2 separate regions of the Homo sapiens genome follow, and region 2 is linked to region 1. Evidence: chromatin contacts called from ENCODE Hi-C data. All regions are on one chromosome and are shown on one strand. The core of a region is the stretch at or near the end of the contact, and the rest is flanking DNA. Distances in the headings are between cores, read along the strand shown.

Region 1 (5,549 bases), core at 1,993-4,492:
GCCCAGTTATTTAACCACATCCCAATCTAGGCGTTGTTGTGAAGGCTGACACCAACAATGTTGTGGCTAACATCAACGATGAATTGGCATTAAGTAAAAGATATTACCCTCGGTAGTGTGGTTGGGGCCTCATCGAATCAACTCACCAGCTTTATTAAGCTGCAATTAATAAATAAATGAAAATTGTATATATATTTATGATGTGCAATGCGATGTTTTGATACATGTATACATTGTGAGATGATTAAATCAAGCAAATTAACATATCCCTCATCTCACAAACTTACCATTTTCTTGTGGTGAGGACATTTAAGATCTACTGTTTTAGCAATTTTCAAGTATATAATAACTTGATATTAACTATAGTTACTATGCTATACAACAGATCTCCAAAACTTATTCCTTCTAACTGAAACTTTGTACACTTTGACCAACTTCTCCCCGCCCCGCAACCATTGCCCCAGTCCCCAGAAACTACCATTTTACTCTGCTTCTATGAGTTCAACCTTTTTAGATCCCACATATAAGTGAGAACATGTAGTACTATTTGCCTTTTGGTGTCTGACTTATAATTTTGTTTCTTTTTAAATGAGTGGAATGGGGACTTTAAGTTGAGAAATAAAGATAAGATAGAAGCATCATGCTCAAAAACTTTTTAAGAAATGATGAGGATAAAGGAGAAATATAAACAATAATTCCTAGTTCTCCTTATGGCAGAGACAATAAAGAAAATGATAATGACTTGCTGAGGAGTCAAACGACAGTATACAGTCATCATGAGGCAAAATACCCAACAAGGAAATGAGGGAGAGTGCGAGAGCAGGGGCCAAAAATGGCGAAATAAATGCAGATAGAGGATCACCCCTGGCATGAGCTCTCACTCTTTGGGGCAGTCCTCCAAACTCATGCCTCATATCTTACAGCAAAGTGGGGCATCCCATCCTCCCAAGTGGCTTCAAGTGCCACCCTGTCCTCCAACATAGACATTCAGATTCAATTAAAGGCAAGCAAGCAAAATAATACAACAGAGAGAGCCAACTTTTGATCCCTGATTTAGAGATTTCTGGTGATCCTTTGTGTAACTAGCATAAAAGACAGCTGAGAACAGTGAGATCAGCACAGACTAGACAAAAGGGGTGCAATAATAATAATTTTGCAGTTTGAGAATAAAAATGTGCTCAGCACAGGACACAGTAAAAAGAAAAGGCTTAATACATGGTAGCCAATATAGTATGTCTTTTAAAAAATAGGGGTTTCAGTAAAGAATTAGGTATTGTACTGCTTTTTCTACATAGAAAAGTCCCACTGAGTGATGCCCACTTACCATAAGAAAGAACAAGAGGGAATAGAGAGTGACTGTGTGTTTGTATGTGTGTAATATCATATGATCAGTTGTAATCAATAATTGACAGCGTGGCTTGGGGTGTGTGTGCAATTTCATTGCACACAGTATTTTTCATGTATATTACTGGAGTCGATGGAAAGTGACACTACAAACAGTTAAAAAAGAATCCTTATTGGACATAAATAAAGAAGGGATAAAGTTATTTCATCTCCTCCTCCTTCCTTTCTAAAGGAAAAATAGAAGACTCATAGCTAAATAGTGTGAGGTGAGAAATTCCTAAAGATTTGAAACATATGTATTGCATTTCATTGCACAGATCTAGAACATTCTTTAAATCCAAATAAAATCATGTGTTTGGGTTTGATGCTTGTATGTAACCAGAAAAATACCTAAAATTGAGAACAAGTATCACATACAGAGATCAAGTGATTCACTGGTTCAAGCCAAATATTAGAATTAGTGAACTTTGTGTGTTTTCAGTTGACTTACAAATTATATATGTGTTTTTTCACACATTCATATGTTATAATATGTATATGTTGGATGAGTTTATTCACACATTTACAGCTTTCTATTTCCTGTATTACCTTAGACAAGTATGCATAAAGAATTTGAACACTTACTTCATTTAATTCATATTCTTGTGTGGCAAAGTAATTTGGTGTGATAGCATTTTTGTCGATTTTCTGTTTTGTATTTCCTTACTGTTACTACCAGACAGCTGTTGAAATTTCAGGCCAATGGTTGATATCCCTCCCCCATCTTCAAGAAATTAACATCTAGTTGTATAAACATTTATTAATAACAATGTGTGTTCTTGAGAGTACAGACTTTCATAACAAAAAAAGATGAACCAAACTGTTTCTACCTATGAGCTCTCTTTTGCAATTCTTGCTTCCTCTGTCAATTATTCCTTCTGCCTGTAGTCTACCTAGGTTGCGAGTAGGAGGGGAAGAGGGAACGAAATAGAGAACCTCAACACTTGGTTGCTATGATGGGATCTAAGGCTATTTCAGTTTGTATACAGTTTACATTGCCCTCTTGGTTACCATAGAGATATTGTTAAATGTCATTCACAAGGTTGGGCTATATTAGTGCAAAGCCTGGAGTAGCTGAACACTAAGGGGGCATTACATCGACCGTAGGGGAAAGGAATTCACTGGGACATCCGTATGTTCCAAGAGGAAACATAAGCAATGAGGCACTGAGCATGAAGAGCTGCAACTTGAGCCCACCTCTCCTGACCACTATATCATACTATTCTTTTAAAATACAGTTCAGGTTTCTGGGTAAAACAGTTTACACAGCATATATAAGGGCCAAACACCTCTCTCTGGTCCAGCAGAAATGACAAGAAAAACTGTAAGTCATAAGTAAGCTTCTGAAAGACATGTTGTTAGCATAAGCATATCTAACACAAAATACATTTTTTTAATGTACATAAACATTGCTTTCTCTGCACAGTTTTTGCCAAGAGTTAAAATCCAGATGTAACACTTTATGGAGACAAAAACACTTACAGCTACTGTATTATAATTCCTCACACTACCAATTAAGAAATTCTGCCCTGAAGTATGAACGTTTCTCTGAAATTCTCTACAAATCACCATTAATAAGATAATAGGGCAGAAAAATTAGCAGGGAGTTCATTTGATTTTTTTCCCCCCTAAAGGCTGGCTTTAGTTAGAAAATTTATCTACATTTCTATTCTAACACATTGTGAATGATAAATGAACTCTACTGCTTAAAGGACATGACATTGCTATGCTATTTTCTTTCATCAGAATATTCTACCTAGCTCAGTGCTTGTCCCCTTGTAAGGAATAGAGAGGGAAATGAAACTCACTACTCTGAAGACCTCAAGTTTAGGGCATGACTCAAAATAGTAAAAAGAAATAGTCTGAGAGGCACAAGGCCAGCCAGAAAGCTGATTCACTGTTTTGGACTCTATCAGGTCTGTCTGTTCCAGCTCATTCTACATAGGAAAAGCAATAAGGAAGCAATTTTACATTGCTTTCATCACCAGATTCAATGGCTTCACGACCAGAGACAGAAAAGATACTTTTCCAGAAACTGAAAGCTGAATGCGAGAGGGAAACACATGGCCTTTCATCGCTTCCCCCACGATCTGTCTGCACTCGCTTCCACTCTCTTCTGTATTATTTGAAGAACAGGCTTCTTATTCAGACAACCTCCTGTATGATCCCCATAGCAATGGCTATAACCCTGATGGGTGACAAATGTTGAATTGGTATTGCTAAGGGGAGTGCTTCAGTCAGAGAAAGAAAAAAAAACTTGCATTCTTTTACAGCTGTTACAAGAAAAGTCAATTTATTATCACTGGTTAGTTTTTGAACTTGAGGAACATGGTGGCTAACTCCCTCATTTTAGGTTAGAGATACACACGTCAGCTAAGAACAGGGCAAAGTGAGAAACATTACATTTATAGAAAAGAGAATATGAGAAAAGTTGACCCTCAGAGTTCAAGTGGTATAAAGTGGGAAACATTCTAGGAGAAATGTTTACAATTCAGTTTTTGGCTATTATGAGCTATGGTATTTTCTGAGTAGGCTATTTATTAAATGAAAACCTTATGCATCACTAGCATTAGGTGTAAATCCTATTATGCATAATAGGGCAACTACTAGAACTCGTTTGCTAATATTAGAAAATGATAGCAAGAAATCTGTACTCATGTTTTCTAGAACATAAAAAATTGAAACAGCAAAATATTTATTTTTAAAAAGTCAACAAAGACAGGTCATTCATTTCTGATGTTGGTAATAAACACGTCAGAGAAAAAACATTGTAAGGCACATTACAAGAGTAAAATTTTGCAATTCTCTTGATTATTGCAACTCTTTTTATTTTATTTTATTTTATTATTATTATACTTTAAGTTTTAGGGTACATGTGCACAATGTGCAGGTTAGTTACATATGTATACATGTGCCATGCTGGTGTGCTGCACCCATTAACTCATCATTTAGCATTAGGTATATCTCCTAATGCTATCCCTCCCCCCTCCCCCCACCCCACAACAGTCCCCAGAGTGTGATGTTCCCCTTCCTGTGTCCATGTGTTCTCACTGTTGAATTCCCACCTATGAGTGGAACATGCAGTGTTTGGTTTTTTGTCCTTGCAATAGTTTACTTAGAATGATGATTTCCAATTTCATCCATGTCCCTACAAAGGACATGAACTCATCTTTTATGGCTGCATAGTATTCCATGGTGTATATGTGCCACATTTTCTTAATCCAGTCTATCATTGTTGGACATTTGGGTTGGTTCCAAGTCTTTGCTATTGTGAATAGTGCTGCAATAAACATACGTGTGCATATGTCTTTATAGCAGCATGATTTATAGTCCTTTGGGTATATACCCAGTAATGGGATGGCTGGGTCAAATGGTATTTCTAGTTCTAAATCCCTGAGGAATCACCACACTGACTTTCACAATGGTTGAACTAGTTACAGTCCCACCAACAGTGTAAAAGTGTTCCTATTTCTCCACATCCTCTCCAGCACCTGTTGTTTCCTTTTTAATGATTGCCCTTCTAACTGGTGTGAGATGGTATCTCATTGTGGTTTTGATTTGCATTTCTCTGATGGCCAGTGATGGTGAGCATTTTTTCATGTGTTTTTTTGGCTGCATAAATGTCTTCTTTTGAGAAGTGTCTGTTCATGTTCTTTGCCCACTTTTTGATGGGGTTGTTTTTTTCTTGTAAATTTGTTTGAGTTCATTGTAAATTCTGGATATTAGCCCTTTGTCAGATGAGTAGGTTGCAAAAATTTCTCCCATTTTGTAGGTTGCCTGTTCACTCTGATGGCAGTTTCTTTTGCTGTGCAGAAGCTCTTTGGTTAAATTAGATCCCATTTGTCAATTTTGGCTTTTGTTGCCATTGCTTTTGGTGTTTTAGACAAGAAGTCCTTGCCCATGCCTATGTCCTGAATGGTAATGCCTAGGTTTTCTTCTAGGGCTTTTATGGTTTTAGGTCTAACGTTTAAGTCTTTAATCCATCTTGAATTAATTTTTGTATAAGGTGTAAGGAAGGGATCCAGTTTCAGCTTTCTACATATGGCTAGCCAGTTTTCCCAGCACCATTTATTAAATAGGGAATCCTTTCCCCATTGCTTGTTTTTCTCAGGTTTGTCAAAGATCAGATAGTTGTAGATATGCAGCATTATTTCTGAGGGCTCTGT
Region 2 (5,549 bases), core at 1,972-4,471, 330 kb after region 1:
AGAGTTTATCTGCCTGTTTCTGTAGGTTTCTAATAAAACAATCGTCTTCATCTCTTTTCCCTGAAGTATTCCTAACTTGTGACACTTTTAGGGAGAACTAACAGTATTATGTTGGCGTCATTGCTTACCTGGTTTTGTCAGTCTGAATACCAGATCCTTGATGTTGATGGTGAGGTATCGGCCACCACTTAAGGTATCTATATATAAAGGCTATTTAACCTGGTATGAAGTGGCAAGATATTTTGCTGATATTAATTTGTCCTATGTTCTCACCACATGAACCTGGAAGATGTGAGAAGTCTTGCTCATCACTTCTTCCAAAAACTTGAGAAGGTTGTCAGGTATTGTGCTCTGAGTTCTGAACTCTTTGCCTTGTGAAGGTCTTGACTCATTTTTGTGGCAGGAATAAATGCTAAACTGGTCAGAGTCCCAAAAGAACACTGCGTCTACTCTTTGTTGGATTGTTTTGTCTTTAAAGCCTAAACTTGTGGAGGGGGAAGGTAGACAAACTGGGGAGAAAAAGGGCTTTTATGGGCTTTTCTGGGGTTTCCTCAGAAGCTTAAGGAGTCAATGAGGATGTGGGGTGCCTTTTGTTGAATGACAGAGATCTGAGGCCTTTGCCTACTCAGAGGCCTTGAGATGTGAAAAGATCTTTGATAAAGTAAACATTGGGATAACAGGAGAAAAAAATGAATTCTTGTGATAGACAACAAAAATTATTAAAATGTTGATAAAACTGTACATAGTTGCTCAAATGTAAATTATATATAAAGGATATATATCCAGTATGTCCCTAAAAACTTCTATGATATTTCCAGTGAATTCCTGAGCCCTTGTTAATATGAGGATGATTTCTACCACATCACACTTAAAGTCTCCTTCATACGCAACCCAGTATTATGAGGGTTGCTGCTAGAAATTTTTTAACTGAAAATAACCATAAGAAGTAGCAATGTGGATTAGGTGAATGGTTCCTCCTTTGCTATTTCAACATCTTTTCTTTTACTTAAACCTTCATTTCTATCCTCTATAATTGCAGGAGCTATGTGTCCCCTGCCTCTAAAGGAAGGGACAAGAATGAGCTCCTTGGAGACTTGAGGGCTGATGAAAAAGAGCACTCAGACACATTATGTCTTATACAATTACATTTCATGCAGTAAGCTCAAAGTACTTTCTCAGCCAAACATCTGAGAAAATATTATGCTGATGGAAGCTCCTTCTCCAGGATCCTAGTTTCTTTATAGGAAATGTATTTGGATCCCAGCAAGGGTCATCTGCCTGTCTGAGGTACAGCCTCCCAGGTCAGGGCCATTCTTGGTGGGGTTCATCAAGAGTAACATAGTAAAAATTTTCTATTGCTGTGTAACAAATTACTTCAAATTAAGTGGCTTAAAACAACACATATTTCTTGTCTCACATCTGTGGGTCAGGAGTCTGACCATAGTTTAACTAGGTCCTGTTTAGGGTTTTATAAAATTGCAATCAAGATGTTCAAAGAGTTGTTTTCCCATTTGAAGGCTTGGCTGGGGAAGAATCTGTTTGGAAGCTCTTTCAGCTTGTTGGCAGCATTCATCTTCTTGAAGCTGTATGACTGTTGCGGGTTTTGCTGGGTGTCATCTGGAGACCACCCTTAGGTTCTAGAGGGCACTTGCAGTTCCTACAAGTCACCTCCAGTTTCTTGCTGTGTAGGCTTCCTTACCCATGGCTGCTTACTTATTAAGCCAGCAAGGAGAATCTCTTTCTCTATCCTGCTAACACTGAGTCTCATGTAACATAACATAATCATGAGAATGGCATCCTATCACCTTTCCCTCATCTTATTGATCAGAAGCAAGTCATAGGTCCCACATACACTCAAGATGGGAGATTACATAAAGGCATGGACACAAAGAGACACCAGGAGGTGCAAATCATTGGAGTTTTCCTTAAGTTCTGTTCATCACACCAACTTTATTAAATCCTAACCACACTCCACATCTCTGAAATAATTACCTGATATAAGAGCAAAAGTTGCCTTTAGCATTTCTTCCAGATCCAGGTTCTGTATTACAATTTTTACTTTGTCATTTGCATTATCTTGTACCATAACATTTCAACAATGTAATACTAAGAAGTCTGTACACAAGTACAAATAAGGCCAAGAAGACATTGGATCTTCAAGGCTTGGGCTTGGCCTACCACATGTCAGCCCTGCTTCTGAAAGCCAAGTGGAAGAAGTATACCAGAAAGGTACAACCAGTTCATTGCATCTTTGCTACCATAGGTTACTATTGAACATTATTGGTTCTCTAGTGATGATACATTAAATGGTTCAGATCCTTGGGCAGATTATGCTGGTATTCCATATTTGAGCCCCAAATCATAGCTTTCTGTCACTGTTTCTGCAGTTATAAATTAGAACAATAAGGAATTTCTCTCCTTAGGAAATTCCACTGAGCCCAAGTCAACCATATATACTCTCTCTCTTCCCTGACAGCGAACTCTCCTTAGGGATCTTATGTGTCAGCAGAATTTAGTCAGGGCTATCTTCTCCTGGGTTTTTCCTAATTTAAATGGCTTTTCCTAATTTCTCATCTCAGGAAAGTGGTTGAAATTTTGCTTTCTTTATTTACCAAGAGTTTCTTATGCAAACTGGTGCACCCATGTTGGGGGCTCTGATTACCAAGAGTTAGGTGAAACCTGCTAAATCTAGTGGAAGATTTGTTCACTTAGGAGTGACTTTATGCCTTACATTTGCATAAGTGTGTAACCGCACAGAGTAGAGAAGATCAGCTCCAAGACAGCTTTCTTTCTTTCTTTTTTTTTTCTTTTTTTAACCTCTGCTTAAACAGAGAAGCAGCTGGTACTCTGCTCAGTAAAACAAATTAAAGCCCTGCCTCACCAGGCATTCCAGGCTCCCTGTTCCACTGGTATTTTATTATACGCAGCCTCAAAGCAGTCTTTAAGTACTGAGTCTTTATCAATTGAATTCTATGGGAGGTTTTACTCTTCTCCATTATGCTCTGCCAAATGCTGGCTGGAGCTGTGTGACGCTACAATTCTCTGTCATTCTATCCCCGGAAATCTTTGTCTGTGTTCTTTATGCATGTTGTGGCTATGGGAGCAGTGTTTTAAAGTCGCTTTGGTGGAAAAAACCCAAACTGAAAACAGCTACTCGACTGGGCAGAAACAAGGAGGCCATGACCTTTCTTCTTGGCACGTTAAACAGTCATTCTGGGAGGCAGTGGACCAGGTGTTACTGTTTAACTCTTTCACACAGTCTGATACCCTGTGGGTTACACAAGCACGTGGGACTTTTGAGATTTTTTTCCAGGGCCTTTAGTGGCTAATAAGTATGAGTAGGATGGGGAAGTTGGGTAAAAATGGTCCTGCTATGTTATTTATTCTCCCTACTCACCCCTCTCTCCAAGAATGCATGGACACCTAAATTTTAGATCTATTATTTTCTATTTAGATCTATCTGTGAACACATAAATAAATGCTAATGATGGCTTTTGAGTACTGAAGTTAGATGAATTTATATTTTAGAATGAAACTTGACTGAGACTTACCTGGGAATTTGATTACTTCAGAGTCAAAGATCTTGTTTGTGAAAAAATAAGAATGGGGAGGTAGAACAAGTGTCTGAGTTTGGAATGTCACCCCTTCCCTGATAAGAACCATGCACTAGAACTAGGGGACTGGGCTATGTGGAATGAACATAGTTGTTCATCATAATCTTCTTGATTCTGTTTACTCAGCTATTATTGGGTAAATTCAAGAGAAAATTGGGGATAAGAGATAGTCACAGGAAGGATTAGTTGACTGGAAAAGAAAAGAAAATTGCAAAGGAAATCCAAAAGCCACAACAGAGGAGAGTGAAGGGGATGAGAGTTTCTGTAGGCACTACTCTTCAAAGATGTAGCTGTTGCCTTATAGCCTTTTATATATAAGATGAGCTAGCTTGTGTGGAGCTAGCTCACCACCTGCACACACACACACACACACACACACACACACACACACACGTAGCTCACGTGAAACTGCCTTGGGTATTATTTTGGCTAATATAGCTGATGCAGCTCATAATGGTCCAAGTTTTTAGTTACAGACAACAGAATCCTCTCTAGTTAATGAAAGCAGAAAGTGATTTATTAAAAGATAATGGTAGCTCATAAATCACTGGGATAGTTGAAAATAAGTTTGAAGCTGAATGCTGAAACACCTCTCCAAACCATTTCACAGAAATGGAGTACCCAGGGAGCTGTTGCCTCTGCTGTGATCAGGAACTTGCTGAATCAGGGAGCTGCTCTTATAACTGGGTGCTCTAGAATAGGTACCTCTGCCAGTAACTATATCAGTAATACGGTGTATCAGTAAGATGGATTTTATATTGCCTGCCTTTTCATGTGACTAAGTTCTAAATTAAATACTTATGCCACTGTGCAAAACCTAAGTCATATCTTGAACCTTAGCTGCAAGGGAATCTGGAAAGTGTCATTTTTTTTTCTTATTCTTCTAGTCTCTGCATGCTAGGAATTAAAAATAAGTGTTGATTAAGACACACTACTGTATTCTGCCACTCTATGGAACTTAATAGTCTACAAAAAGATCCTTATTCAAAATGAAAGAAAGGATGACCAAATTTAAGTAAAAGAACAACAAATAAGGCAGAACAAAGCCAAAACAAGAAAGATGGGGAATATAACCTAGATCTGAATTCCTGACTTATGTAGATCCACCCATCAATAAGAAACAGCTATTTTGGACTTTCTGTGAGAAAAAAAGAAACTTCTGTTGTGATGAAACAATGAGGTCTGGGGTTATCTGTACAGCATTTAACATTACCCTAGCTAAGGCATCCTAGTCATTGATGTTTCTCCTACTAAGCCTACAGTTCACTAACCTGTCTTCTACAATCTAGCCAGAATGATGTTTCTGATCATTGTTAGCGTGGTACATAAACTCCTTTGAGACCTTTTCCCAGCCTCTCTCTCCAGTATCATTTCTTGAAAATTCCCTCCAGATTTACTCCATGTTTCAAAGGATACAATTACTGACTGTTCTTACTGGTTATTGCTCCTATAGCTTTGTAAATGGTGTATCCTCTTCCCAGATGCTTTCCTTATCGATATATTTTTCCCTTCAATGACATTAATTTTCCATCCTCTACAGTAGAACTTTTTCTGAGCATTTATTATATTGTGATTTTATTACTTCTTTACTTATCCTTCTCCTCTATTATAAAATGATCTCCTGGAAGACAGATCTATCTTATTCAACATGTTATCTCAGTACTTAATGTAGTGCTAGGTAAATGATTGATTCTTATTAAATTCATTAACTCATTAAACATGTTTGGATTATATATTATATGAAAAGACAGGCAATAAACATGCAGATAAATACATATGCAACAATTTTAAAATATAGGTGTTATAAAAATAAAAACTCATGGGACAGAGAGAGGCTGAAGTTGAGGTTGGGAATTGCTCCATAAGCTTAACAAAGTTTGAATCCTTTAAACTCTGTGCTTTAATTTCCTCATCTATTAAATGGGGATGATGATA

Evidence for each region. A loop is a pair of places that touch in the nucleus more often than their neighbours do. Pooled maps may share reads with other maps.
Region 2: a map with no recorded cell type shows a loop between it and region 1 (4-fold over the local background). The contact joins two enhancer-like sites. A Hi-C loop is called at or near these places in 5 of 37 single-sample maps with no recorded cell type and 4 of 50 pooled maps.

Annotation. Positions count from the first base shown.
Region 1 is chr3:81,482,334-81,487,882 of GRCh38, forward strand. No RefSeq gene overlaps it. Among named protein-coding and RNA genes, the nearest start is that of GBE1, 280 kb to the right of the region's middle. Within about 2 kb of position 3,243, at least 6 of the 41 ENCODE cell types and tissues checked have a DNase peak (open chromatin) inside an H3K27ac peak, as active enhancers do.
Region 2 is chr3:81,813,915-81,819,463 of GRCh38, forward strand. No RefSeq gene overlaps it. Among named protein-coding and RNA genes, the nearest start is that of GBE1, 55 kb to the left of the region's middle. Within about 2 kb of position 3,222, at least 4 of the 41 ENCODE cell types and tissues checked have a DNase peak (open chromatin) inside an H3K27ac peak, as active enhancers do.